5 separate regions of the Homo sapiens genome follow, and all the other regions are linked to region 2. The links are chromatin loops, found by intact Hi-C in ENCODE. Cell type or tissue: CD4-positive, alpha-beta T cell. All regions are shown on one strand. Links, peaks and the distances in the headings refer to the core of each region. The heading gives the core; the rest is flanking DNA.

The links. A loop is a pair of places that touch in the nucleus more often than their neighbours do. Peaks named below come from ENCODE experiments on the same cell type or tissue, not always from the same donor. Only the 100,000 strongest peaks of a DNase experiment are listed, where the experiment ranks them.
Region 1: it touches region 2 in a loop (3-fold over the local background); 4 of 110 quality-filtered maps call a loop at or near these places.
Region 3: a loop joins it to region 2, with 4 times the contacts of the local background. A loop is called at or near these places in 2 of 110 quality-filtered maps.
Region 4: a loop joins it to region 2, with 4 times the contacts of the local background. A loop is called at or near these places in 9 of 110 quality-filtered maps.
Region 5: a loop joins it to region 2, with 2.9 times the contacts of the local background. A loop is called at or near these places in 24 of 110 quality-filtered maps.

The regions. Positions count from the first base shown.
Region 1 is chr5:67,000,796-67,006,827 of GRCh38, forward strand. All of the region lies in intron 4 of MAST4 (microtubule associated serine/threonine kinase family member 4), which reads left to right. MAST4-AS1 (MAST4 antisense RNA 1) reads right to left here and starts at 3,359. Exons shown (of 2, transcript NR_111908.1): 1 at 3,049-3,359; 2 at 823-1,254. RefSeq lists a silencer at 3,237-3,576. In CD4-positive, alpha-beta T cell, for the core only: no CTCF peak of the experiment used is centred there; DNase peaks (open chromatin) are centred at 3,266, 3,786 and 4,406; H3K4me3 peaks cover 2,753 bases; H3K27ac peaks cover 1,844 bases.
Region 2 is chr5:68,283,470-68,288,469 of GRCh38, forward strand. All of the region lies in intron 7 of PIK3R1 (phosphoinositide-3-kinase regulatory subunit 1), which reads left to right. Among named protein-coding and RNA genes, the nearest start is that of PIK3R1, 70 kb to the left of the region's middle. RefSeq lists a silencer at 4,984-5,000. In CD4-positive, alpha-beta T cell, for the core only: CTCF peaks have their summits at 3,010 (motif pointing right) and 3,221; DNase peaks (open chromatin) are centred at 3,042, 4,772 and 4,842; H3K4me3 peaks cover 3,434 bases; H3K27ac peaks cover 2,941 bases.
Region 3 is chr5:69,090,942-69,096,973 of GRCh38, forward strand. It overlaps SLC30A5 (solute carrier family 30 member 5), which reads left to right and starts at 3,073. Exons shown (of 16, transcript NM_022902.5): 1 at 3,073-3,397. The coding sequence starts at 3,315. RefSeq lists silencers at 2,786-2,895, 3,226-3,515, 3,561-3,855 and an enhancer at 2,996-3,095. In CD4-positive, alpha-beta T cell, for the core only: CTCF peaks have their summits at 2,872 (motif pointing right) and 3,072; DNase peaks (open chromatin) are centred at 2,980 and 3,620; H3K4me3 peaks cover 1,634 bases; H3K27ac peaks cover 951 bases.
Region 4 is chr5:68,880,941-68,886,972 of GRCh38, forward strand. No RefSeq gene overlaps it. Among named protein-coding and RNA genes, the nearest start is that of LINC02198, 150 kb to the right of the region's middle. In CD4-positive, alpha-beta T cell, for the core only: no CTCF peak of the experiment used is centred there; a DNase peak (open chromatin) is centred at 3,361.
Region 5 is chr5:68,742,198-68,748,229 of GRCh38, forward strand. All of the region lies in intron 2 of LOC105379013 (a long non-coding RNA gene), which reads right to left. LOC124900991 (a long non-coding RNA gene) reads right to left here and starts at 4,196. Exons shown (of 2, transcript XR_007058807.1): 1 at 3,959-4,196; 2 at 2,882-3,334. In CD4-positive, alpha-beta T cell, for the core only: no CTCF peak of the experiment used is centred there; no DNase peak of the experiment used is centred there.

The sequences.
Region 1 (6,032 bases), core at 508-5,507, 1.3 Mb before region 2:
GAATTCAAGTCAGTAAAAAGGACCTGGCATTTTTTGTATGTAGAAGGGGAGGTAATAGTGAAGGATTTGACCCTTTCTTAAATACTTATTTCTTCCTAAGCTTGCATTTCAGTAGGATGACAAGCTTGTTTTTTAGTTTCATTTACCTTACAAAACCAATGGCTAACAATGTCATCCTGATTAAATGAATGAAAGTTCTGAACCACAAAGCTTGTCCATTGTTGTATAGGCTTAGTTGTTACACAATAGAAAATCCTGCTGAATATCTCTATATTGACCTAGACCAGCTATAGTCTTAAGAATTTCCAGTAATCTCAGTTCCCTCTTTGTTCTGCAGTTGAGTTTTACTGCAGTCGCAACTATAGTTTCTGCCCATATAATTATTTTGTAGGAAAATGTCAGTAGTTTTGACAATTTTAATTCTTGTGTTTACCGACTGCTCTGCCTTCTGAATCATATGTAACCAAATCAAGTCAAACAGGTTAGAAGACAACTCACACTTCAGTGTCATCTGTACTCTTATCTTCATGAGTGTGGGAATGTACAATCCACTTTCGCTCACTATATTAATTCATTCTGGTTCCTCATGTACTTAACCTATTTTTATTTTTTCAGTTTGGATACAACCCAAATCCTCTCAAGCCTTTTAAATGCAAAAAAAAAAAATAAATTTAAAGTATATGTAGTTAAAAATACTCATGTCTTTACCCATTCCTTTGAGAATTTCTGTAGAGGCTTTCTCAAAATGCAGAGAGTGGAGGCAGTCATAACATATGATGCCTGCAGATTGGGGTATCTGTCATTTAATCAAGAGAAGAAATAAACATTTTATGTCATTGATTTATCCATTTTAGTTGCTATCATCTTTATAGGTTATGCCCCAATACATGGGCTTTTCTAGAAAAACTATAGAGAATATGAGAGTTGGGAGGTATTGGAGTCCTCAGGTCTTCAAACCACCTACAGGTTGTGTTCTACTCACTGTATCTCCTTCAAGTTTTCTCTGCTCAAACAGCTCTCAGAAAATCCACTCTTGTGTCAGCTCTTTCATCTTTGGATCCAAACACTCTTTCACATAGTTCTCATAGTTTCACATAGCTGTATTCAACTACTGCTTGTTCCCTAAATTTTTTCTTCTCTACTTTCCACAGAGTTCTTCAACCCATAACTTATATAGCACAAGTTCATGTCCACCTTGATTACTCTTCTCTGTGCGGCTTATAATATGTAATTGTCCCTCTTGATCTTGGATACCTACAAGTGAGCACAAAAAGTTATTCTCTGGGCTTGCCTTTGAGGAGGGGACATGGGACTCAAAGGGAATTCCCCTTGAGTTTGATTGTGACATTTCTTAGAGCCATGTAAAGACCTGAGGAATGTTAGCACTGATATCTTTCCAGCTACATGATATAGATACAAATAAGTCACTAAGAGAAAGTCTTCAGAATTTACCGTCTTCATGGGATTCTCAAAAATTCAGTATTCTTTGAGAATACAGATCTACTAGTACTAATAGTTTCAGTGCATCTTAAGAGAAATAAGAGATACTTGGGCTTCTGAAGTATCCATTCAAAAAGGATTTACTAATATTAAATGCCTATATAAACTGAGGAGCTGTCAGGTTCTGAAAATATGAAGATCAGTAAAATGTGACTTTAGCCTTGAGGAACTCAGACTAATTGGAAAGACAGCAGTAAACAGTCAATTATACACAGTGTGATCAGCAGCCTGGTTGAAGACTCTAGAGAGTAGAAAGAAGCACATTGTGGGGTGTCCTCTGCTCCAGTCTTATGTCTGTCAGCATAGTATTCTCTTAGCTTCTGTATACTGCCTACATTTATGCGCAGTGTGTGTGTAGACATTGCGTGAAAGGGCTTATGTATGCCATCTCCTCTTCATTTATGTATATCAGCCTCTTACAGGTTGGTCCTATTATGGACCCCATATTGCAGCTGGGGAAAATGAGAAGAGATTTAAGGTCATAGTAAGTGTTGTATCCAGAATTCAGACCCAAAATTTTTGCTCTAAACCAGTGCTCTGTATCACCCCTCTCAGAGAAGCCTTTATCTGGAGCAGTGGTTCCCAACCAGGGGTGATTTTACCTCCCAAGGGACATTTGGCAATGTCCTCAGACATTTTTAATTGTCAGCACTGGCATCTAGTAGGTCGAGGTCAGCAATGTTGCTAAACATCCTCCAATGCTCAAGAAAGCTCCTCAGACAAAGAATTATCCAGCCTATGTCAACAGTGCTGAGGTCTAGAAACTGCTCCGGAGCACAGGGACACTCTTTTGTGTCAGCCTTCAAAACATCTTTTGCAATACTTAGAAACATTTTTTAAAAGAAGAGCATGGGGCAAAAATGCTGGACCAAGCTCATTAATATCTATTGAAGTGTGTTTTGTCATTTAGTGTCCCTGAATGTTTGGGATAAAGTCCCAAATGTAAAATTGAGAAAATAATGCCTTCTTTGTCTACCTCTGTGGGTTGCAAGGATCTGTGGAGGCTCTGTAAGAATGTGAGGAGATAACGCATACGAAAGCCTTGGACATGAAACATCATCCAAAACTCTTGGAGTCCTTGGTGTGAAAATATTAATGTGGGCCACAAGAATTAGATAAAGAAGATCCCACAGCAGGCTTCTTTTTGTTTACCCCGCCTACCTTGTCAGCTTACACCCCCTCTTCCTTCTCTTTATCCTCCCATTTTTGTAAGCGAGTTTGTTCCTGGTATTTACTGCATGGACTAAGCCATTTTTAGATGTATTTTTTGCTGAATATATACTTTTTTGATTTAGTATTTCTTGCCATATTACACCAGACTTAAGGCAGCTAATTTAAATTATATTTTTTCTTTATGTACTTTATACAAACATTCATGGATAGGGGGAGATATTTAAATACCATGCCTTTCTTCAAAATGAATAACAAGAACATTCAGCCCCCTTCATTCTGCCCTTTCAAGGTCTAACGTACTTGAAGGGGCAATACTTGTAGCATTTGCCACATAAATGCCAGGTAGTGTCTTTCCACATCGGGGCTCACCATTACCTAGATCTGTAGTTGCCGGCCATGAAGCCAAACAGGTGTGCACCGTGGTCATTGATGGAACAGATGTAAACTCATAAATTTAGTTTACTGAGGTTTTCGGTGAGTGTGGCTTCCCGTCCGCGTGCTTTTCCTATACAACCAGCGGCGTCCTGGCGGAGGAGTCACTGTGGACTTCCCCGGAGCGTTGTCACTGCCATCCCTCCCGCGGTGAATCACAGGTCGGCCTCAGGTGCGCGCAGCACACACCCGGAGCAGCCGCGGGTTTATTTATTTATTTCCGGGACGGATCCATTCCGGGCTCCGGGGAGGGGGAGCGGCGGCCCAGGCTGCGGGGCTGTCCCGGCACCGGCTGGGGTCGCGCCGCGGCCGCCTGCTCCCTTTCCCGTGAGCCCCCGCTCCTCAGGCGCGGCCGGGGCTGGTGGGGGGTGGGGGATGCAGGAAAGCTGGGGGCGCGGCCACCAAGCTGTCCAGGGACAAGGCCCTGCCGCCTCCTCCCAGCCGGACCCTGGAAGGGTCCACAAAGGTGTCAGGTTCAAGTCCTCCAATAGGCCCATTTTTTAAAAGTGCTTTTAAGTTTCCGCTTTTTTCAGGAGGGGAGGGCAAGAGCAGCTTTTTCTATTCAAATTCTTTTCCTTGTATGTAGATACCAAAAGGAAACTCGGCACTGGGCATGTTCGGATGTGAATGGTTTTGCTGATAAGCAACAGCCTCCGGAACCAAAGCCTCAAAATAGTCGTCTCCCCCGCCCCTCGCAGAAGCGGCGAGTGGTATCTGCCAAACAGATGACAAAGTACCTCCGACTGAATCCCACAGACAGCGCTTTGAGCAGAACGCACGGCTCAACTCATGTAATTACTGTTTATAGCTGGCCGAGCCTGACTAGGAGAGGGCAGACCCGAGAGGAAATCAGTTTCCCGGACCTTTGAGAGGAGGCTGTGTGTTAATTAAAGGCTAGGACGGGACGGGTACTTCTCAGACATGCTCCAAGTTGTTCTTGAGATCACAGTTCCCATCACATTTTCTCTGGAGGGAGTGAGTAGATAATTGGGATTTTTTTTTTATTTTTGGCCTTGTCTTTCTTCCTTTTTTTTACCTCTCCCCATTTTAGTCATATGGCCTTGAACCCACAGTGAATTGAAGAGAGAAAGAAATGGATATGTCTGACCCCAATTTTTGGACTGTGCTCTCAAACTTTACTTTGCCTCATTTGAGGAGTGGGAACAGGCTTCGGCGAACACAAAGGTAAAAACGCGGGGATCTCTGCCTGGAGAGGGAATGCTTTCACTTCCCAGGGGCCCACAGGCGGAGCTGCCTGAGCCCCTCAGGAGCTGGGGTTTTGTGTATTGGGTGACACTTTGAAAAGTTTATGCCCCGCTAGGGGAGGGGGTACTGTTTCAGGTATTTCTTCGTCCTTGTGGTTTCCTGGGTAACCCTGATAAATGTGCTTCTCATAGGTTTTCTCCTTTTGAAATGTGGATAATAAGACATTTCCTTGTGAGAGGTGGGGGAGAAAAAGGGAAAGAGGAGGAGATACTTTGTCTAAGTCTGTCCCTTTGACCTGATCATGTTTATCCATTTCATTCACCCAGTCATTGAGGCTTCTGGTACTTTTCGTTGAGCCCTTCAGATGTTCCTCTCTATTAAATATTTGACCTTTATAAGATGCAGATGTACGATGCAAGGATAGCCCAGGTTAGCTATTTCATACTATCTGTGGAGAGGCAGATCTACATAACTTTGTCATTTTGATTTTTCAATGGTTTGCTGGCATTTATTACTAATACAGGAGTGTCCTTTTCATTTTGTAACGTATATTTGATAGAAAAGATGGGGAAAGAAAAAGAATTTTAATGTCAAGATGAAGCTCATGCCACAAGTGACAGGCAGTTCCAAGAGTTTGCTGACACTTGTGTTGAGAGACTATGACTTTGAAGGAGGCATTTCTCACCACATTTGTGTCCAGCACAGAAAAGTAAGATTGTTGTACTTTTAGAGGGGCACACCTTTTGAGTTGTGTTAATACTGATTCTTTGTTTTCCTTCAAAACTTGCCTTGCATGTACATGTGAACATGCATGAGAGCAACTTTGCAGTCAGATAAACAGGATGCAGGCTCTCAGATTTGGAGCTTCACAATCTCTATGCTTCAGTGTTCAAAGAACCCAAGAAAATGGTTCGTTCTTTTTGGTTATACCTGTAACTTTTTGTAGTATAAATGTGGATATGTGATACTTTAGAAAACTTAGTTTTTCCTTTTGAAGTTTTTCATGGTTTCTTACATTTCAGAAACATCCTGGAATACTCACATACACTGTTTATATACATGGGTGCACACACAAATCACATGTGCACCTGTGTGTATGAGAGAGACATCTGGCAGGTTTCAAAGTCATATTTGCTTTTTGATGCAGTTTGAAGTGTTGATACCACTAAACTATGTTGGATTCTGAAGTTGTACCTTTTAAGTAATGTGACTATGTTTTTCTCGTTCTGCCATATATGGTCAGAGACCCTCTCTTGTAGTATTGCTCATTTTGTAGTATTGCTCATCAAGTTGTGTCAACCATGCACCAAACCTCCAAGACAACTAATAAAGTTGAAGAGAGATACATGCTACACATGAACTAGGCCACTGCTCAACATGGTGATAATTCGTATGATTTCTTACCATTTCAGCTGGACAGAATCCCTTAAATATTTCTGAGTTGTGTAGTCCTGGCTGCGGTACAGCCTCTACTCTTACCTGGAACCAGTTCTTAGGGAGAGAAGTCTGTTCTGGCATCGTATGTGTGTGTCTGAACCCGTAGAGCAGTTGGAGCCTTTCTTCTTCCTACCTACCTGTTGATAGTATTATTGGAGAGAGTCAGATGCAGGAGGATTCTCAGGCTGCTCTGAGCCTGGCTTTAGGGCAGTACCTGTCCAGCCTGAACACTCCAATTCAGACAGCTCACACTGACAGAGAGCCTAGATTCTAAGGAAACCTGA
Region 2 (5,000 bases), core at 1-5,000:
GGCTCATAGAAGAAATAGGGCTTGAAATGTGCCTTGAAGAATAGGTACAATTTGAATAGGCAAAGGAGAAATAGCATTTTGATGCATGGAGTTTAAAGACTTATTCAAAATAAATTACACAGTACAAAATAATGGCTTGGTATTTTACAAAAGCAGTACATATTTTAAGTGATAGTATCACAAAAAACATCATTTTAGAGTTGAAAGCATTGTCCAGCTTTACCAATTTGGACATGAGGAAACCGAGGCCCACAGATAGAGGTTCGCTCTGTGCTACCCGGCCAGTATGGGCCCAAACCGGGTCTGCCCAGGAGCCGCCTCCTACACTCCAGCCCATTCTATCTGCCATGCCCTGCTGCCTGGATTTTTGGAAACTTCGTGAGCAATGAGGCTGCTTTTAGTGTCCAATCAAAAACTCCTCTGAAGTTTCCAGCATGTAATAAACTAAAAATATGTGAAATTAGCCCCCATGGGTCACATATAGTAAACAAAGTCAGGGCAATGTTTATACTTTTCAGGATAAGGCTCCAAATCACTCCATGAGCTGTGCAGTGGAAAAAAAAGTGGGCTTCTGACTCAAATAGATCTGGATTGGAATCTCAACTCTCTCGAGTAACTCAGCTTTTCCAAATTGTTTTCCAGACTGTGGAATTGGGTTAATGCCTCTCTCCTGGGGTTGGTATGAGATTTAATGAACTGATAATTTCTCTGCTATCTATCGCATCAACTCTAGCTTTTGAGGCCTTATGGGAGCTGTCCTCATTCAGCAGGTCTGATTCCTTCAGTCCACCCATTCCTCATTAGTTGTGTGAATCCTGTCAGGCCTTTTTCCTTACTGACGCCATGTTCCCAGCCAGCAGAGCTACGGCCTCTAGGAGCCTGTAGGGGCTAAAAGGGACACTTGGGAAGTTGCCACCCTGATGTGGGTACATTGCTTGGAGGGAGAAAGGTGCCTTTGTATGAATATGTGGCTTGGTGAATGGAGCAGCCTAGATTTCATCACCACTCCTCCATCTTGCCTAGGTGCCTTTGCACAGTGCACAAAATATGCAACCATACGTCGCTGCCCCAAGCAGTGCCATCCACTTTATCTGCACTCAAGTAGGTCCTTCCCGTTTTATATGCAAGTTAAGTCGACCCATTCAGTATGTTTATGCCTTTAAGCTTCCTGTCACCTTATGTTTAACTGTCTATAGTTTTTCCTATTCATCTGCTTAATTACATTTCTAAAGGGTAGGGGTAAAGGCTTTTTCTCCTTTTGAGCTCTTCCTAGCAGAGAACTAGGTACAGCATAATAATTATCTAAATTTTTCTTTGATAAACTTCCAACTTTCAAAGAATAGTAATACATCAACACATCTAATACATCCAGCAATCCTGGGAAATAAGGATTCTCCTCATTTACAGAGGGAAGCTAAGATTTGGAAAAGGTAGGGCACAGAGTAAGCTCTCTAGACTTTGTTGATAGTTTGCTGTTCTATTTTGTTACTAAAAAGTCTTAACTTGTCGTTTGGCTTTCAATATTTTTTTCTTGAATCATTGTGTTATCTTTACCCAATTAATGCTTAGGCAGGTAAAGTAGATTTCTGTAGGCAAACCAAGGTAAAAATAAGTCTATTTAACACAGGGTGCCTTTGAATGAAACCCATTATAAGTGTATTTACATATTTCAGATTTCATGGATATATTCAGAAATATTAATGTAATATAATTGAAGTCTAATATTGCACCCTCAAGCCCAGAGTGGAAAATAAATGACTCTTTCTACCCCTTGCCCTTCTACACCTGTCAAAGTTAATTTTTAACCACTGGCACATTGCAAAACATTCATCCTGAAGAGCCTGATTCATAAATCTTGTTTTAAATGCTCTGGGCTTGGTTCTCAACCCAGACTAAAGGCAAGCACTAAGGTAGAGGGAAATGACATTCAAAGAGTTTTACTTGTCTCTGATTTAATTTTTATTGGTTTAAAATGTGGTCTGACATTAGAGGGTTGCTTCAAAGGTGAAAAATGAAACTTTGAAAAATTACATGTTTGTAGATGCGTAGAACTAAACGGGCAAGCCACACTAGGTTTTGTCAAACAATAGTTTTATTTGTGTCCTGAGAGACACAGGTATTTTGGTATGTATGTGTTTAGGAGGGGTATATAGTCAGTTTTACTTTTGTTTTCACAGTGCAGATGTCTCTTTGTCTCAAGGGACAAAGATCTGAGGGAGAATTGCAGGGGGGACTACTTTATTCTGCTAAGCAGTGGGGATGCCTTTATCAGAAACCTGGTAGAATGTGTCAGAGTTTATACATACGTAAACCTGGGCTTATTTATATACTTAAATGGATGTTTTCCTTAGCATAATGTCAGTTAAGACCAGTGGATATGGAGCAAATAATTTGAATTACCCTAAAAGGCCCTCTGTTCTAAGTTGTCTTAAGTTAAAATTATGAAGAGAGGTATTCATTTTACCCTTAGATGAAGATTTTGGTTAATTTTTGTTGTCTATTCTTTTTTTCATGGTCTTTGTTCATAAATGATGTCCAGAAAAAGAAGAAGTTTTCTAGGTTGAAAGCTGCTTGTGCAACATTTGCCACTTGATGGTGACTTGTACATATGAAATATAGTATTCAGTTTGTAACTTTTGAACAGTTTAAGGATCAAGAGACATTTTCCTAACTATATCTGCTGAGAAGTGAAACAATGGGCTGTATTTGCCTCTGAAATGAGTTTTACGAAACTTTGAGGAAAGGGAGAATGATACATATTGTTTTAAAGAATCCAGAAGGTAAAGTTAGTTTTCCAGTGTGTCTAGGCCTTTGAGGTCCCAGAGAAATGCTGACATTAAAATAAAAGTTTTCCTACAACACTAGCAGCTTCGTGAAAACTGTACTTTTGATTTACTAATTAGTGAGTCATATAGATCAAGTGACAGTAATACAATTATGTACATTAGTTGGTGTCAAATTTGGACATACGAAATATACAGAAAGTTGATGGTTTTCTCCCAAAGCAGGAATTACTGATTCAGTTCTACCAGCAGAGGGCTCCCTTTTTTAAGCTAATAAAGAACATGTGTCTTGCAGATCACTTTTTAAACACTAAAATTCAACGGGAAAAAGATTCAGCTCACACTTTCCTAATATAATAGGACCTCTTTGGTAGATGATTGTACATATTGTGAGAAATTTGTTTAAGGCAAAGTTTTTCCAATCTATTTCAAGACTTTCTATACGTTGAGAGAGTACTGCTTTCCAGTGGCTTATTTTCTTCTGAAACAGAAAATATACTGGTGGACTTAACAGAGCATTTTAATCTTAGAAGGTTTTGACATGAAACATCATGTGAATCCAGACAGGTATGCTTAGGAGACTGATGTTTCCAATGTTTCTAGCTTTAGAAAGGCTATTTTTAAAAGTAGGGCAAGATTATGCAGCTCAGGATGCAAGGGTATTCTCTGAACTAACCATATGTCCCTATGATCAGATGGCAGATTCACTTATAGACTGTTATTTCCATTGGGAAAGTTTTTCAATATTATATCAGTTGCACTAAAGGAAAGTTTGTAAAATCACTTTCATTGTGGGTTTAACAGCACTTTCCAGATATTTCAAGTAACCCTGAAGCTAGTTGCTGCTGTTGGCCTGTGTGGACTTTATGTGACCACTGGATCACTTTCCCATGCAGAGTATGAGGGTATTATTGAAAGAACCTATGTCTTCAAAGGGAATGAAATGTTTTGTTTTAATTTAAGCAAGCTAAAAATAGAAAACAGAAAAAACCAGAGTTTTGTTAGGGGTGTGAAATTTTTTGCATGTGGCTTAAAAGATTAACTTCAGTTTTGTCCATTTTTTTTTACGTTCTCTAGCAAAGGGAAGTGAGGAGCAGGGACAATGGGTAGAGAAGGGCATTTGAAACCATCAGAAGATTGGGTTCTAGTCTTAGGGCTATAATCTTCTGTAAACCACTTCACCTCCCTGGGTCAGATTTCGTTTTCCCCTCTATGGCATGCAGGAATTGATTGAAGTGAACTCTAAATTACTTTCTGGTGTAAAGTTTGGTGATTTCCCTGGATAACCTTAAAGCTATCTATGCTCATGCAACTGAAAATTTTCTTAGATCAAATTTTAATTAAATAGTAGTCAGTAATCCCAAGTCTGGTCCATTGCCACTTTCTCAAATAAAGGGCAAACATCCGCTTAGAAAGGTATGCCCTTCTCTGCCCTTCTATCCTTTACCCCATTAGCTGGCACATAAACCTAATGCAGAGACACCTTTTAATTAGCAGGTCATATGGCCATTTAAATGCGAGTTGCAATCGACCTCATAAAAATAGCCGCAGTGTTGTTTTATTCTGAATCGTCACATGATCATGGAGTATAGTATGCATATGGTGTGGGGTTTAATATTCGTCCGAGGATGCCCTCCTACTACTTACTATTGAACATTTTTGTAATCTCCTCCCTGCCCGAGTTGCTCACAAGGGCTTTCCTGTTACACCTGCAGGGCTGTCTGTGCTGGTGTGTGGGAGGAGGTGCAAGAGGTGGACACGAGCGAGGCGCTGTGTTCTGGGTTGTTCCAAGAGGTTCAGGCCTTTACAAGTGAGGCTTTGATTCTATTTTTTGCTGAACTAGCTCAGCCACTTCCTGTGTTTGGCTGTGCATAGTGCCTCGCTTCACTGTCGGCTACTTGAGCCCCGCGAGCCAGCCAGCGCGCTCAGCAGCCAGTGAGACTATTTTAGGTCCCCTCACAATGGCCTTCTCATTTCCCAGGCGAAAATGAGCAAGTTGGTCTTGCATTGGCCACTTGTCAGCCGATGACAACTTTGACTTGGGCTCCCCTCCCCCTCCCGAAATCCCTAGCTCAGCAAATATTTGAACCTGCCCAAGTTAATCATGAAGCTGCGATCTTTATCTAAGGGAGACGTGCGAGCGCCTGGGCTCCTTTCCTCCCCGATACAGTAGCGAAATCCAGTTGGCTTCTCAATGAGGAGCCGGCAGTGAGCGGC
Region 3 (6,032 bases), core at 541-5,540, 810 kb after region 2:
CTGGGAGGTGGAGGTTGCAGTGAGCCGAGATCATGCCATTGCACTCCAGCCTGGGCAACAAGAGCAAAACTCCGTGTCCAAATAAAAAAAAAATTCAGGGCAAGTCCATAAAGTGAAAGCAAGTTTATTAGGAAAGTAAAGGAATAAAGAATAAAGAATGGCTACCCCCATAGACATCTCTTAGAATGTCTTAACTGTCTGGGAATACAGCCCAGTAGGTCTCAGCCTTATTTTACCCAGCTCCTATTCAAGATGGAGTTGCCCCGGTTCAAACGCCTCTGACAACAGTTCTGTTAGTCCAAACTGCACCATTTTGTAAGCTCCCCACTAATTTTGCAGACCTTGGTCAAAGTGAAACATTTCACAGGGGTTCGGGGCTGTAAGAAACATCCTGTCTAACCACTTGACCACAAGGCAGACAAAGGCCCAAATAAAGAAACATCCCTATCATATCTTGCTGGGCAAAGTTCCAAGGAATACCATGATGACATCTGCCAGAACAAGGGCCAGAACTGCCTCATCACAGGAACATCTTATCAATATCCTGCCAGGCAGCAAGCCATACTGCCCAGACCCTTACCGCCCATACCTATAAATACCCCCAGCCTATAAGCAGTGGTGGGCTCTGGCATTAAGCTGGTCCCCCACATCTGTAGGTTTTATGCTGGACATAAAGCCTGCATTTACTGTCGAGCCGCCCTCTTTCTGTGTGTGTGTGTGTGTGTGTGTGTGTGTGTGTGTGTGTGTGTGTGTGTCTTTCTTTAACCCTCCTGTTCCCTTCAAAACCTAGCAAGTTCTAGAGACTTTTCACTTATTAACACATGTATAATCCTCCCAACAACCCTACAATATAAATATTACTATTCCTACTTTGCATATAAAAAAAAAACTGTGGCGCAGAAAGGCCAACTAACTGACCCAAGATCCCACAATTACTAAGTGGCAGAGTTGGGATTCAAACCAAGACTGACACAGGAACCCACATTCCTAAATTTTTAGCAACAGAAAAATAACCTTTATAATACCCAGTCCTACTTGTCAGAGGCGTTTGACCCAGAGTGCCTCCATCTTGAATAGGGGCTGGGTAAAACAAGGGGGAGACTTACTCGGCTGCATTCCCAGGAGGTTGGGCATTCTTATTACTATTATTATTTTTTTTTTTTTGAGACGGAGTTTCACTCTTGTTGCCCAGGCTGGAGTGCAATGGCGCGATCTTGGCTCACTGCAACCTCCATCTCCGGGTTCAAGCCATTCTCCTCCTCAGCCTCCCGAGTAGCTGGGAGTACAGGCATGCACCACCCCACCCGACTAATTTTGTATTTTTAGTAGAGACAGGGTTTCGCCATGTTGGTCAGGCTGGTCTCAAACTCCTGACCTCAGGTGATCCACCCGCCTCAGCCTCCCAACTGCTGGGATTACAGGCATGAGCCACTGTGCCCTCTGCCTATGGAGTAGCCATTCTTTTATTCCTTTACTTTTTTAATAAACTTGCTTTCACTTTACTGTATGGACTTGCCTCGAATTCTTTCTTGCGTGAGATCCAAGCTCTCCTGGGGTCTGGATGGGGACCCCCTTTTCAGGTAACACTACCTGACCTGTTTTTACAGATGTGCCTGGATTACACAGTTTCACAGGCAGAATTTAAAGAAAATCAACGCTTTCCTTTTCAAAAAGGAGACAAAACAGTTTGCAGCAACACTTAACAAAATCCTCTTCCTTCTCCTATGTTCTGTCCTCACACAGTTGGATTCCAGGGCCTCTAGCAACAACGGTTACCAGTACTCCAGGCCCCACACAAAAAGCCACAAAAGCAGTCACCTTCCTCCGTTACTTTATTTGATAGATGACCCCAGGCTCCCTGTGGCAAAGAAGAATCCTTTCTTTTTCTTTCTTTTTTTTTTTTTTTCCAGAGACGGTCTTGCTCTGTTGCCCAGGCTGGAGCACAGTAGCATGATCATGCCTTATTGCAACCTTGACCTCCCACGTTCAAGCGATCCTTCCGCCTCTCCCTCCTGAGTGGCTGGGACCACAGGCATATGCCACGCCTGGCTAATTGTTTTTGTATTTTTGATAGAGACAGGGTTTTGCCATGTTGCCCAGGATAAGAATGTTTCTTTAGAAATCTGGAAATTGCCTTTAGGTTCCCTTAGGAGTAGGAGAGAAGGCCATGAAGTTTCGCACGTGGTCACTCCTAGAAAATTGCCCTGGGATAGTTTGCTGAGGAGGCAAATTTTGGTCAATACTAGTTTCTCCTCTCCAAAGTCCATCAAAGGCATTGTTCAAAAGAAATGGCCGTACCACTATTTGTAATTGATTCTCTACAGCTTCAAAAATAGTTATCTCTGGTTGGGGGAAGGGCACGTGAACTTTTAAGACTTCGGGCCTTCTCATCACAAAAATGATCCATACTCACAAAAACTTAGAGGCAGAGGGTATGTTAACCTAGATTAAGAATCTCTAGGCCGAGTGCGGTGGCTCACTCCTGTAATCGCAGCACTTTGGGAGGCCGAGGTGGGTGGATCACCTGAGGTCAGGAGTTCGAGACCAGCCTGACCAACATGGAGAAACCCCGTCTCTACTAAAAATACAAAATTAGCCAGGTGTGGTGGCACATGCCTGTAATCCCAGCTACTTGGGAGACTGAGGCAGGAGAATCGCTTGAACCTGGGAGGTGGAAGTTGCCGTGAGCCGAGATCGCGCCATTGCACTCCAGCCTGGGCAACAGGAGCGAAACTCCATCTCAAAACAAAAAAAAAAAGAATCCCTAACGCAGAGGAAAAGATTGGTGAGCTTTGTTTAATCACACACGCTGTACATTTTCCACGCCCTCCCCCTCTGCCCTACAGGAATCCGCTGTACTTCTGACGGCCCATAGGTGGCACTGTAGGGACAGGTAAGTGCACAGGGAGCGCCACCCGGAGAGGCTGATAGGAGGCGGAGCTTCAATGCGACACAACGTGGCGGGAGGAGCCTAAGGGACGAGGAAAGGCGAGTGTTCTGCTTGCGCAGACGCAAGGCTGGGCACTCCCCCGGGAGTGAGGGTTGCTGGGCCTGATGACGTGGCTTGGCAACGTCCCTACCGCCGCTGCTTCCCGGGAACCTGGCGCCGCCGGAACTGATCGCGGCCTAGTCCCGACGCGTGTGTGCTAGTGAGCCGGAGCCGGCGACGGCGGCAGTGGCGGCCCGGCCTGCAGGAGCCCGACGGGGTCTCTGCCATGGGGGAGTGACGCGCCTGCACCCGCTGTTCCGCGGCAGCGGCGAGACATGAGGAGACCCCGCGACAGGGGCAGCGGCGGCGGCTCGTGAGCCCCGGGATGGAGGAGAAATACGGCGGGGACGTGCTGGCCGGCCCCGGCGGCGGCGGCGGCCTTGGGCCGGTGGACGTACCCAGCGCTCGGTAAGGGACCGATCCGGAAGGCAGCGACCGGCCGGGTCGCTCAGGATGCACTTTCTCCGGCCTCCCTCCGGTCTCCGCTGACAGCCCGGGACGTCCCGGGGTCGGCGCGCCCTCTCCCCCTGCCTGCCTCCCTGCGCGCAGGCTGCCTCCGGGCTCCCCGGGCTCTTCGGGTGCCTGCTGCAGAAGGAAGGCGCTAAAGCCAAAAAGCTTCTGCTTGAATTTCTGGGTTACAAGGCAGACAGTCAGTCTTAGAACTGCCCGCCAGTTCACGTGAGAGGTTTTTCTGATCTGTGAGAAGCCTTTCTCTTGGCTGTTTCTCCCTGAAATAGTCTGGCGACTACTTAACCTTTCTGACGTTTCCCTGCATAAATTAGGGGAAGGTGTCACCATCAGCTCTCTTCAGGCGACGAAACCAAAGTACATACGTGAACTTGGATGTTCAGGGGAACTTGGATGTTCAGATTAACTGAGCACATCGAGGGTCCAGCCCCGTTTTCTTTTTTTATTTTGTTCTTAAATAAGAAATGTGTCCTCGTTGTCAAAAAAAAATCTAAACAGCAAAGCAATTCATAGAGTAAAAAGTGAAAATTCCCACTTCCTCTCTTCAATTCTCCCACCAACCCGAAAAGTAAGGGACCAACAGGTGCAGCGACCACTTTCTAGTGTATCCTTCCTAAGTTCTGAGATAGTGTCGAAAATGCACAAAATACAGCCCTGCAATTTGGCTGGAACTGGTGTTCTTTGCCTCCATTTTTAACGAGTTCTTCCCATTCTGGAATAAATACTTCTTTGATATTTAAAGAAAGTGATAAATGTGATAAATTCTTTAGAACTGTAGTAATAGCATTATAACGTAACTTTTTTTTTTTTTTTTTTTTTTGAGACGGAGTTTCGCTCTTGTTCCCAGGCTGGAGTGCAATGGCGCGATCTCGGCTCACGACAACCTCCGCTTCCCGGGTTCAAAAGATTCTCCTGCCTCAGCCTCCCGAGGAGCTGGGATTATAGACATACTCCACCACGCCTGGCTAATGTTTTGTATTTTTAGTAGAGACGAGGTTTCTCCATGTTGGTGTGGCTGGTCTTGAGCTCCCGACCTCGTGATCGGCCTGCCTCGGTCTTCCAAAGTGCCGGGATTACAGGCATGAGCCACCGCGCCCGCCCAACATAAGCATTTGTTATGAAAAGGGAAGAACACCACATAGGACAGAACTTAAACCAACTGCATTTTTGTAGCATAAATTTAATTTTCTAATCTATTTTGAGCATCTCATTTTGTAAATAACAGCATATCAGATGTTAATTCTTGAGACATGACAACTAAATGCAATAGGCAATTCTGGTCTGATTTGGTAGTAGGGGAAAAGTGCTTTAAAGGATGTTACTGGGTCAATTGACAAAACTGGACTATGGACAGTAGATTAAATAAAAGTTTCATATCAGGCCGGTCGCAGTGGCTCACACCTGTAATCCCAACACTTTGGGAGGCCAAGGCAGGTGGATCATCTGAGGTCAGGGGTTCGAGACCAGCCTGGCCAACATGGTGAGACCCCATCTCTACTAAAAATACCAAAAAAAAAAAAAAAATTAGTTGGACGTGGTATGCGCCTGTAATCCCAGCCACTCAGGAAGTTGAGGCAGGAGAATGGCTTGAACCCAGGAGGCAGAGGTTGCAGTGAGCCGAGATCGCACCACTGCACTCCAGCCTGGGTGACAGAGCGAGACTCTGTCTCAAAAAAAAGCATATCACTTAAATTTCCTGAAGTAGACAGCTCTGCTGGTTTTATAAGAGAATGTCCACGTTCTTGGGAAAAACAAGTATTTAAGGATAAAGAAGCATGAAGTATGTAACTTACTCTCAAATAGTCCAGGGGAAAAAAATACCTCTGTGTGTGCATTCAGAGGGAGAGAGAATAATAAAACACAGGACGATACATTAACAATTACAGAGTCCAGGTAAAGGATATACTACTCTTGTAACTTTTACGTAAACTGGAAATTATTTTTAAATGAGTAGTTTAAAAGTGCTGTTTATTCAAGAGTGTAAAGAGTGTATTGTCTCAGGTAGGGAAATGTGGTAAACAATCCTTTGCTATTTTATTTGTACTACTTACTTAGCAGAGTTGCCCTTCTATTGTAGTTTATTGCAGAATCAAATTCAACTCCTGACTGGTTGAATTTTGATGGATTCCAGGTTGCAAGAGTAAAGGAAGGATGAGGTCCTGGACGGAAAATGTGGAAATTAAAAAGAAGTTTCCCCTCTTAACTCTGCTTACCATTCTCTCATTTAACTCCAATATCCCAAAAGCCAGGCTTCAACCTTCCAGAAGGACCCTTCTGGAAAACTTACCAAATCTCCAGCAATTGTCTAGGTATAAAGTAAACGTAGGCTAAAGCAGGAGGATCACTTGAGCCCTAGAGTTTGAGACCAGCCCTAGTAACACAGTGAGACCCCTGTCTCTACAAAATATAAAAATTAGCCAGGCACAGTGGCAGTGCCTATAGTTCCAGCTACTTGGGAGGCTAAGGCAGAAGGATCACTTGAGCCTGGGAGGTCAAGGCTGCAGTGAGCTATGATCCTATAAGTGCACTGCAGCCTGGGTGACAGTGCAAAACCCTGCCCCGCCTTTCCCCTCCA
Region 4 (6,032 bases), core at 549-5,548, 600 kb after region 2:
GACTCTGGGTAATTACGATCATGACTTGAATACCGTGTGTGAGTAATTAATAATCTATAAATGTCCTGAATGAGTGCACATATTGAGTTATTCCATCATTAAACACGGTGCCAATGTTAATGCAGTTCCTCTGGAGGGTTCATTAACTGGACAGAGCGTCAAGTCAGAGTGAATTTATTTTTTCATTTCTTCCATTTACTTGTTATTTTGTTTCCTTCCATTGTTCATAAATAGAAGTAGTAATTATGGGGGATGGAGGGGCAGCATTTCTCAATTCTTTTGCTGGATATTGTAGGGAAAGGTGGGAATTACCTGTAATCATCTTGCCAAGTCTGAAAGAAAACTAAGTGAAAGTAAATAATTAGCTGACAGATTTTGGATTTTTAGGTACTTTGAAAAGCCTAATTTCTAAATACTAGAAAGCTGTTGTTTTCATCATGCACTGTGTATATCTGACTCAGTGATCTTTAGGCTAGAGAAATCACTGTGCAGGACAATTCAAAAGACACAAAACTCCCATCTTGCCATGGAGGGCTGCAAGTGCCTGGAGAAAAGTTATCTATACCTAAGCCCCACCTCAGAATACTACCTGCTGCCCCAGCATCTCTCAGGATGAGCATCAGAAGGACCTGGCTGGGTTCTGAGAAAAATGGAATGTTAGAGAGATGAATAGATAGATAGAAAGATGGATGGGTGAACAGATGGATGAATGACTAGACAAGTAGAAAGACACAGACAAATGGATGGATAGTAGGTAGGTGGCTTCCTCTCTCCCTCCCTCCCTCCCTCTCTCCATGCCTGTCCATCCAAGCAAAGACCAGGGAATGTCTCCTACCTCAGACTAAGAGGTAGCCATACTGCTTCCCAGGACCAGTTCTCTTGTTGGCTTGATCACACTCCTTCTGCCCCCTCCCAAATCTTATTCCTCATCTATCCCCTGTCTTGATTAATCTCTCTCTCCACTAAAGATTCAGCTTACAAACACCTTCAGTTTTCCTGTAGGCTGATATATATATATATATACACATATGTATATATGTATTCCCCCAACCATCTTCTCATCAGGCTAAATTCAATTTCATTCCCTCATATGCTTCTTCTGGACCGAGTTCTCCACATCCTACCATCTATGTTCAGTCACCTCCACCCACTGCAACTTGAGGCCCACCCTCCACTCCATGCTCCTCAAAGGTCCCCAGCCCCCTTTCCCAACCTAAATCCCATGGTTTCCTCTCCTTGAAATATCTGAACCACATTATCTGCCTTGAAACTTTACTCCTGTTTCTTTGTTTTCCACATTTCCAGCAATCTTTCCTGATTTATTCATTCTTTAATTTATTCAATAAATATTTATTGAGAACTTATTTTGTTCCAGACACTGAGCTAGAGATGTAGGGAACACAAAATGACCAGTTCCTAGACCTTACTCTCAAGAGCTGAGAAAGAGAGCTAGTTATGTATGCAGGTGAGTTACAATAACATAGGATCAAGTAAACATTCATTCATTGATTCAAAAGGATTGCTGAGCACTTACTAGGTGCCAAGCATAGTTCTAAGAACTAGGGATACAACAATGAACAAAACTGATAAAGATTCTTCCTTTATTAAGTATGTACTAATGGAGGAGAAAAACACTATGCGAGTAAAATATAGAGTAGGTCAAAATATAATGTGTTATGGAGAAAAATAAAGTATGAAAGGAGAATAGAGAGAGGCCTGGGGGAGGGAGGGTTTGTAGTTTGCAATGGATTGATCACGGAAAAGCTTACTAAGGCAGAGACATTTGCACAAAGACTTGGCCGGGCATGATGGCTCACTCCTGTAATCCCAGCACTTTAGGAGGTCAAGGCGGGCAGATCACCTGAGGTCAGGAGTTCAAGACCAGCCTGGCCAAAATGGCAAAACCCCGTCTCTATTAAAAACACCAAAAAAATTAGCTTGGTGTGGTGGTGGGCACCTGTATTCCCAGCTACTCGGGAGGCTGAGGCAGGAAGAATTGCTTGAACCCAGGAGGTGGGGGTTGCAGTGAGCCAAGATCACGCCACTGCACTCCAGCCTGGGCAACAGAGCAAGACTCTGTCTCACAAAAAAAAAAAAAAAGGCTAGACGAGGTGAGGGAATAAGCCTTGTACGTATCTGACGAAAAGAATTCTGGCAGAAGGAACAGCAAATGGGAAGGCCCTGAGGCAGCGGGGTGTCCAGTGTCCTGGGACAGTGAGGGGGGTGAGAGTGGTGAAAGGCGAGGTCATAAATGTAGGGCGGGGGCAAGGCAGTGTGTAGGGCCTGTGGTCCCTCAGAGGCCTGGGAGTTCCGCTCTGCATGAGACAGGAGACCACCAGACACCTGGAACAAAGGAATAACATGATCTGAACTACATGCTGAAAAGATCCCTGTCCTGCATGTAAAACAGACTCCTGGAACACAGGCAGAAGCATGGAAACCCACCACAGTCCTGCAGGATAGAGTTGGGGGTGTCTTGGAGCAGGGGAAGTGGTGGGAGAGATACAAAATGATTGGATTTGGGGGACATTTCTAAGGCAGAACTAACAGATTTAGTGCCGGATTACAAGTGAGAGCTCTGCAGAGGTAGGAGTACCCAAAGAACCCACCAAAGTGCCCCCCAAGACAATCGGCTTCAAATGCCTGCCAGCCCAGGTTCAGCCGCCAGCTGACAACAGCACTAGTCAACCAAGGCCTTCCGCGGCTGGACTCCTCTCTCCCGAGCCCCTCCCACCTTCTCCCTGAAAGATGATCCCAAATGGTGGCCTCATTCTGAAGACGAGGGAAGTGGGGTATGATGCACGTTGGAGAAAAAGAGAAGAGGCCAACCAAGCCTCCTTTTGCCCAGTGCCAGTGGCCAACTTTTAGTTGGCCCAAGCTGGGGGAAGAGAAGAAGCATTAACATTGAATGAAATTACTGATTGTATTATTACACTGGCCTCGACATGCTAAGAGCAAGACCTACTGTTAACTAAAAGTGGTCAGAGGTGTACAATAATTTGCCCTAAATTTTCTTTCAATTAGGGTCAGGAAAAAACTAGTTCTATGGAATAAATGTCAAGGGACAGAAGACAAAAATACAGTTTTTATTATAATAAAGTCATGCTAACTCAATGAAACATTTACTTTGGGAAAACAAGACTGAAATAGTCAACAAAAGCTCTTATGGAAAGGCTGGTTTAAAAAAAAAAAAAAAAGCAACCTTATATCTAATTGATGATATATACTGCCAACCCTAAGCAGAGTTTGCAGGAGCACTGCTTTTATGGTTAAATCTTCAATAAAAGACACAGTCCACAGAAAAAGCCTCTCTCTCTGAAACAAAACTGCTAGAAGCTAGCAGGAAAACAAAGGGTTTTGTTGTTTCTGTTGTGGTTGCTGCGGGTGCAGTGTCGTTGTTCAGTAGAAGTCCTTAGGTTTTAGGAAGCAGAAATCCTGGGCTGAATTTATGACTTGAATAGGTAGTTCCACAGTAAAGGTAATCCTTCATTTGACATTTCTTCACTTAGTTGTTTTTTCCATATTGTTCACATCGAGCCTTGCCGTTTGATTTATTCTTACCATAATGCACTTGTACATTTGCTGTTTTGATTATTATCTCATACTTAAAGCTGAGTTGGCACTTTCTTCCAGGGCCTTCATTTCCAGTGGCTTATAAATTTTATGAACAAATTACTTTTTATTTATCAACCCCTTCCTCTGCCCAGCAGTGAATTTTTTGGAAGGTTGGCAGGGAATGCACAAATACTATTTTTTAAATGAAACATCCTAATGAAGAAGGCTGTGGTATTTGAGGGGGAATAAGCCAAGATACTCCTTTCTTTTAAATTATTGCATTACTCTAAAATAAAGAAATAAATATAATTTAGGAAACATAATATAAAGCAAATACATGTGCTAGTCTCCAAAAGCAGAATGAATTCCTTGGAGGAGGTACTGGGCCAGGATCTCATTTGTTCTGGTATATAGCTTCTAGGCTGGAATGTTTCCAAAGCAGTTATAATTCCATAACCCCATCAAGTTATGCAAAAAAAGTTGATAAGTTTATTATGATTTCAAGAATGACATTTGACTTACATAGGAGCAAGAAGCTGTCAGACTCTGGATTGACAGCATCCTCCATCAGCAGCACTGTAAAAAGATATTAAAGTCACCACAAGGGGGATAGGGTTGGTGCACATGAATAAACTCCATAGAAGAATGGATTCAACATTTACTTAGGCTACAAAACAAGCATTATTATCCCCACTTTGCAGAGAAAGATACTGAAATTCAGAGAGGCTGAATATCTTGCCCAAGTTCACACAGTCAGTGTTACAGCTTGGATCTAAACCAAAGATCTCTCTCTCCAAAATATTGCATTTTAATTTTAGATAATATTTTTTAACCTTCTCATCCTTCCCACCAAAATACACTATCCATCCTTCTAAAAATCAGAAAAATGGCCAATTTGGGGAGGTACAATAAATACTAAAAAGGCTGAAAGTCAAGAGTGTAGATGGTTTGATTTCTGGATGATGGTTTTGGAGGTAAAAAGCACAGCAGAGCCCAGGAGTCAGAAAATTCTGGGTTCCCCCTCCATTCCACCTCTCCCCTCTGCCGGTCATCTCAGCCACTCTCCCAACACCTGAGAGTCCAGCCTGAGAAGAATCACTTCCATTCATCAAAAAAGGAAACTCAGAAACATCAATTGCCCAGATTTACACAGTAAATGCTATTCTGACTCCTTAATAACTAGACAATGGTAAATTTGAATTAACCCATATCCAGAATTCTAGATCTCATAATTATCTGGTGTTAAGGAAATTCAGCCAAAGAGAGAATCCCCGATTATGTCTGTAGTCACAAAAAAAGCAGCACCCACCTTTAATGGTATATATCCTGAAATTCTACCAGATAACCGAAAAAAAAAAAAAAAACCCATAAAACTAAAACAAGTAGCTCTAGGCACTAAAATAAGAAAATATTTTTAACAGTGCTAAGAAGCCAAACTTCAATTATAAGAATATTGAAGGTTTTTATTGAGGATAAGAAAACACCCCAGGAGATTTCAGTTTTTACTCAGTATCACTTCCACAAAAAGGCAACTACATTATGCTGTTAGCAATTGCACAGGCTGCACTCCACTTCCTTGAGGAAAAAATGAGGAATTGGGCTCATATAAAAACATATGCAAGAAAGGAAGTGTCAAGATTTGTCTGGGAATATTACATATTTAACCTAAAGTGGGAGTCTAATGTTCACCTTAGCTTCCCAATAGGAATCCCTTTCTTTTTTTTTTTTTCTTCAACTTTTAAGTTCTGGGGTACATGCACAAGATGTTCAGGTGACATAGGTAAATGTGCGCCATGGTGGTTTGCTGCACAGATCAACCCATCACCTGGGTATTAAGTCCATCATTCATTAGCTATTCTTACTGATGCTCTCCCTCCCCCTACCCCCACCCCAGAGGCCCCAGTGTGTGTTGTTCCCCTACCCAATGTCAGTGTGCTTTCCTCATTCAGCTCCCACTTATAAGTGAGAACATGTCATGTTTGGTTTTCTGTTATTGAATTAGTTTGCTGAGGATAACAGTTTCTAGCTCCATCCATGTTCCTGTAAAAGACATGATCTTGTTCCTTTTTATGGCTGCATAGTATTTCATGGTGTATATGTGCCACATTTTATTTATCCAATCTATCATTGATAAGCATTTGGGTTGATTCCATATCATTGCTATTGTGAATAGCTCTGCAGTGAATATACGTGTGCATGTGTCTTTATAACAGAATGATTTCTATTCCTTTGGGTATATACTCAGTAATGGGATTACTGGGTCAAATGGTATTTCTGCCTCTAGGTCTTTGAGAATCACCACAAGGTATTCCACAATGGGTGAACTAATTTACACTCCCACCAACAGTGTAAAAGCATTCTTTTTTCTCCATAACCTTACCAGCATGTGTTGTTTCTTGACTTCTTAATTATCACCATTTTGACTGGCATGAGATGGTATCTCATTGTGGTTTCATTTTGCATTTCTCTAATCATCA
Region 5 (6,032 bases), core at 560-5,559, 460 kb after region 2:
CCCCTCTGCTATAACCCTAGTTCATACTACAGTCAGCTCCTGCCTATTTGAATAGCTCTGTAAGAGTCTCCCTCTTTTCACTCTTTCCCTTTCCTGTACATCTACCATGTGGTAATAAGAGTGGTCTTTCTAAAGCATCGATGCATTGTCTCACACCCCTGCTTAAAATCCCTAACACTTCAAATGCGACTTGAACTCTTTTTCTTTCTTTTCTTTCTTTCTTTCTTTCTTTTTTTTTTTTTAACTGAAACCTACAATCATGGCGGAAGGCACCTCTTCTCAGGGTGCCAGGAGAGAGAATGAGTTTTGAGTGAAGGAGGAAGCCCCTTATAAAACCATCAGATCTCGTGAGAACTCACTCACTATCATAAGAACAGCATGGCAGAAATCATCCCCATGATCCAATTATCTCCACCTGGTCCTACCCTCGACACATGGGGATTATTACAATTCAAGGTGAGATTTGGGTGGGGACACAGAACCAAACCATATCTCTGGGAGAGACCACAATGAGCAAAAATTGCACTGTAGCATCAGTTCCACACATGTGAGTACATACTATATACAAGGTCCTTTACTGAGGCCCTTCTGTGTGTCAAGCATCATGCTAAACATAGTACATTTAAGCCTTGAAAAAACCTGTAATAAGATGTACATACTCTTATATAGAGTATATAGATGAGGGAACTTCAGGCCAGAGAACTAAATAACTTTCTGAAGATCGTACAACCAGGAATTGCCAAACTAGGATTCAAGTTCAGATCTTAAAGTCTCAAAGTCTCCCACAAATCTAGGTCCTGGGGGGACACTGAGCCCCCAGAAACTTCCACTGAAGTTAGTGAGATAGGCAGAAATATGTTCATTGACAAGAAGAGGAAAATCAGTAGGGAAGTTGGTTACGAGGAGGAAGTGTTGTGTTTAGCCTAGCACACATTGGATTTGAAGTTAAGGATGGAGTGTCCAGGTGGGGATAGCCATGAACCAGAGAGAAATAGGAATGTGAAGGTCAGGAGATAGCCCAAGGCTCAGGCTGCTGAGATATGGAGATAAGAGTCAGATTTCTACAGGTAATTATAAAGCCTTTAACAAGAGGTTGGGGAGACAAGTAAGGTGACCACCCATGCCTAGGTCTATCCTAATTTTAGCACTGGCAGTCCCATGTCCCTGGAAGTCCCTCAGTTCCAGGCAAACCTGGACCACTGGTCAGGCTAGAAGACAGTATTTAAAGAGAAGGCATACAGGCCAAGTATGGAAACTGGAGAATATTTATGCTTAAGGGAATAAAGACAGGGACGAACTTGCTAAAGAGAGTGCAGTCAGAAAGGTAGACGTGACCAATGCATGCTGGGCTCTTGCTGTGAATTTGGGGCTGGGAATTCAGGTGGAAGGCATTGAAAGGAGAAGTCTCCATCAGAGAGGGCTGTGAGGAAAGTAGAACCATCAGATAAAACCTGGATTTCCATTAGGGCCAGGCAGAGAAAGGAACTTTGTGGAAAGATGGAAGACAGGACAACTGGAAGATACCAATAGTTATACCCACAAGAAGGCCTGAGACTGGAGAGGAGCTGGGCTGAGTGGGGAGGAGATTGCAGGAGGACTTGCTTTTCTAACTGGGGAGAAGGGCGTATCTCAATGGCATGGAGGAAGGAGCCAGGCTTGGACCTTTGGCCTTGAATCTTATCCCCTTCACTCAATAGCTGCGTAATTTTGGGCAAATACTTTCCCCTCTCCGAGATTCAATATCGTCTACTGTAAAACAGAGATAATAATATCCACGACCTTGCAATCCTAGAAATAGGATTGCATTTAGATCTAGGTAGCAATTAGTGGTAATGTACAAAGCAGGCTGTCAATAAAAGGTTTCATTGCTGGGTTATCAAATTTTTTTTTTACTAATATTGTGAGATTTGTCAGGGGCAACATATAAATATCAGAAGAAATTAACTAGGCAGAATTCTGTTGTTGAAGGAGTTTCAGGCCTTGTGTTTCTGCTTAAATATCACCAGGCTGACTGTGATGGAACTGTGAGGCACCCAGCTGATCATTTCTTAGAAGCTCGGTATAAGGGCAGATGGTAAGACAGGTCTAACTTTCAATGTCAAATGATATTATTAAAGTTAAACAGTCTGGATAGGCTTGGGGAGGTTAACTCCGCTTTCTATACTCTGCACACCCTAGAGCTAAGTGCCTAGAGCTGAAAGTGCTGCCAGCAAAGTGAAGCTGCTCTCGAGGGGAATACACTTGGCAAAAAGAGCGCTCATCAGGAGCAGGTGGTGAAAACTCCACTAAGTTAGTGAGAACATCTCAAAGCCCAGAATCTAGGCTTTAAATATTAATCTGACTTCAGTAAGAAAGAGCTAGTTTTTACCCATTAGCTGAGAAGCACTTCAGCTCTGACTTGTTATTTTTAAGCAGTAATGTTTTTTTAAAGAGTCCAATTCTGCTCCCCATAAGGGAGAGGACTAGCTTGAGCAAACCCCAGTGGTCTTTTTTCTTCAGAGTGTGGGAACAGAGAAGCAGTCGGCTATCATTCAGCTTGTGCCGTCCCGAGGTCACCACACCTGATGCTGGTTTAGAGATGAGATTAACCACAGTTCAAGAACAAACTCTCTCCGCAACGTAGGCTGGAATGGCTCCACGAGCCAAACCACTTGACAGAATTTTAAGAAACAGAAATCTATTGCTGTTTCCTTTCTATACTGGAAATATACAAGATATTGAGGCTACTCACCCCATCAGGCCACCAAAAATACGTGTATGTTCTATTGCCATCTGATGCCATCCTACCCCACATGCACAATGCCAGTGTGGGGGCTACAAAGTACCTCGGTGCCTATTTTAATCCATTTAGGCCACTCTAACAAAAATACCATAGATTAGGTGGCTTACAAACAACAGAAATTTATTTCTCAAAGTTTTGGAGACTGGGAAGTCCAAGGTCAAGGCACTAATCTTGGTTTCTGGGGACAGCACACTTCCTGTTCATAAGGCAGCAGTCCCTTTGCTATGGCAGAATGGGTAAGCGACCTCTCTAGGGTCTCTTTTCTAAGGGCATTAATCTTATTCCTGAGGGCTCCACCCTCGTGACCTAATCACCTCCCAAAGGCCTCACCTCCAAATACCCTTACACTGGGGATTAGGTTTCAACATCTGATTTGAAGGAGACATAAACATTCAGTCTATAGCAGTGCCCCAATTCTGGATTTTTTTTCCTCTCACTTTCAGAGCAGAACTCATCTGAGTGAGAATGATTACCTTTTCAAATAGATGTTAGTTTCATTCTAATCAGGGCTTTGGAAGAGAATCAGGGAAAGAGTCTTCTCAGAAAAGGAGTCTGAAAGAAGAAGTTGGCAGAATTTCAGCAAACAGGAGTTTAAAAAAATCTAACATCATGAATCTGTTCACTAGCAGGAAAGAAAATATATTGTATTTTCAAGGCAGGGTAACAATGTTGCATAACTTAGGGTTGGGGGGTTGGCATTCACTTTACAGTCTATGTGAAGGGTGCCCCCTAGAGTTGTACAGTGGGCAGCCTGTGCACCCAAATTTGAAAAGCCCTGGTTCAGGGTATCCAAGTCAGAAAAGTATCTACAATCATTTCCACACAGGCATGAAAGCTTTAGTCTATGGAAAAAATTAAGTTGTGATAGACTATTCTGTGGAAAATTCTTAATGCACACAGTGGAACCCAAATTTCCCACCGAAGTGAGTCCTAAATTATAACCGGGGTTGAGGGGGGACTTGGAGGTCATTTAGACCATCACTTCATTTTGCAGATGAGGCAACTTTAGCCCAGAGACATGTCTTGCCCAAGACCAGCAAGGCTATGCTAAAAAAGTGAAACAGACTTCCCCTGCTTCCCATAGATGGCAAAATAGGCCACTTTGCTGTGAATGGCATTCAGTCACCCAGACCCCAACCTGAGCCTAATTCATCATTATCATCACTCAGCACTTACGGAGCACCTTCTAAATACTAAGCCTTTCTTGAGAATACACAAAGAGTCTCTCCAAAGGTCCCAGCCCATGAGGCAACAGGAGGGCAGATCTTCGCATAAATCACACATCCTTTGGTCCAGGAAATGAAGACTTTGCTAGAAACGTTTCCAGGCACAAAAGTAGTATAACCCTCTTTGAGCCATGAATGGTTATGGTCCGTTGAACAAATCCTTATTTAGGCTTTTCTTTCTGAAGAATGTCCCCGTTGGAGTTGACTAACTTCTTTGAAGCTGCCTTGGTTTATTGGTTAAATATTTACTCATTAATATATTTAAAAGCCATATTATTTACACAATGGATTTGGAACCATTCTGGACTATTGGGTAATTATTACCTATTTAAAATCAGGCTATCCAAAGCAAGAAAACTGATGGTCATTTATAGGGAGAATGGGGAAATTTACAGGTTACTGAGGTTGATCTTTAATCTAAATTTTATTTTTAACCCAGTCATTCTACTCCTTCTAACGGGAGTTTAATGCATGTTTGAATGTGTGTGGTGAAAGTGAGGTGGGAGGAGAGAGAAGCCCTTTTACCAAAACCCAGTGCAATTAAACTGCTTTATGGACAAGCTCTCTGCCAAATTTCTTGTTGAAATCAAAGACACCTTTGAGTTTGTTATGCAAGAGCAGGGCAAAAAGCACCTGCAGTCACGTCTGTTTCTCATTTTGTACTCGTGTAACTCAGATGCCCTGTGGATTAAGTGGAATCTGCTCCTGAGTCGAAATCGTGTACACCACGTGTCAGCTCAGCTTGAATTTGGAAACAGGAGCTCAGAAGGTGCCATTCAAACATGTGGCTCTGGTTTTCCCCAGGTGTAACTTGAACGCGGGAGTCATGTTATGGGGCCCCTGCCCCCAGCTTCGCTCTAAGTAAGAGATACAGCAGCACCTTGTTTCCATTTGATCGTGCTGCCCCCCACTCCTCACCCGCATATGAGTGCCCATTTAGGCTTTCATGAGAGAAGGTGGAAAATGAGTGCTGTGAATGTGCGTGTGGACAGTTCATGACCTGTGCATGAATTTACAACCGTGTCCTGACACAGAGAAAGGAAGACAACCAGAATGCGTGACCAAACATCCCCAGGTAGCCAACATAGGTCACTTCTCTGGGCAGATACTGTTTGTGCCCTACTTAAATGTAAAAAGCATTCTCTGGGTCTAGAGAGGTTGCATTAGGGTAAAATAAGTACTCAGCTTTTATGTTAAGACTCCAACCAAATTCTTTCCAGTTTTAACCCAAAGAGGCCTCTTTTAAATATCACACTGATAAGGAATTCTGGATCTTGTCTCTTTGATCACATTTTAAAATATTAGCTTCTTATCTGCCTCTTCATTCACTCCGTGGATTCAACAAATATTTAATGAGTACCTGCTATGTGCTATCGAGCATCAGCAGCTCATAAAACACCAAGGACTTTGCTTTCATGGAGTTTCCTTTCTATCTGGGGAGGGGAAGTATTGGCTTTGAACTAGCTTGGTGAATATGTGTTCCAGTTAAAGTCAAGTCTCCATGTGGCATTCCAGATTTACACAGGATAAATTGGGATGTGATAATTTGCTTCAAAAAAAGATTCAATATTTTGCTAAAAAAAAAAAATCACAGAAGGATTCCCTTTAAATCTAAAACTCCTGTAGCGCCCCCTCCCAACCCAGTCATTTTATTTATTCTGCATTTTTTGAGGACTCCATGTATTATTAAATGGAGTGCCCTGCGCTGTTCTGAAATACATCCCCTAATCACCACCGTAGGTAGACAGTCACTTCCCCAGGAGGATTTGACTGCATAAAAGAAGTGCCTTATGAAAGCACTACTTATTCCAAAATAAAAACCCACCTATTCGGCAAGAGGCTACCGGCAGGCCCAGAGAGGAAAAACCCTTAGGGACTTCACTGTCAGTGGTTTCCCCAGAGCCTCTGTGCACCCTCAGTATTTAAGAACTGAGTTAAGGGCAAAAAAAAAAAAAAAAAATCTAGAGTCAAGTGGAGGTTTTCCTTTAAGTTTTTCCAGATTTTTCTCATTAACAAAAATGAGG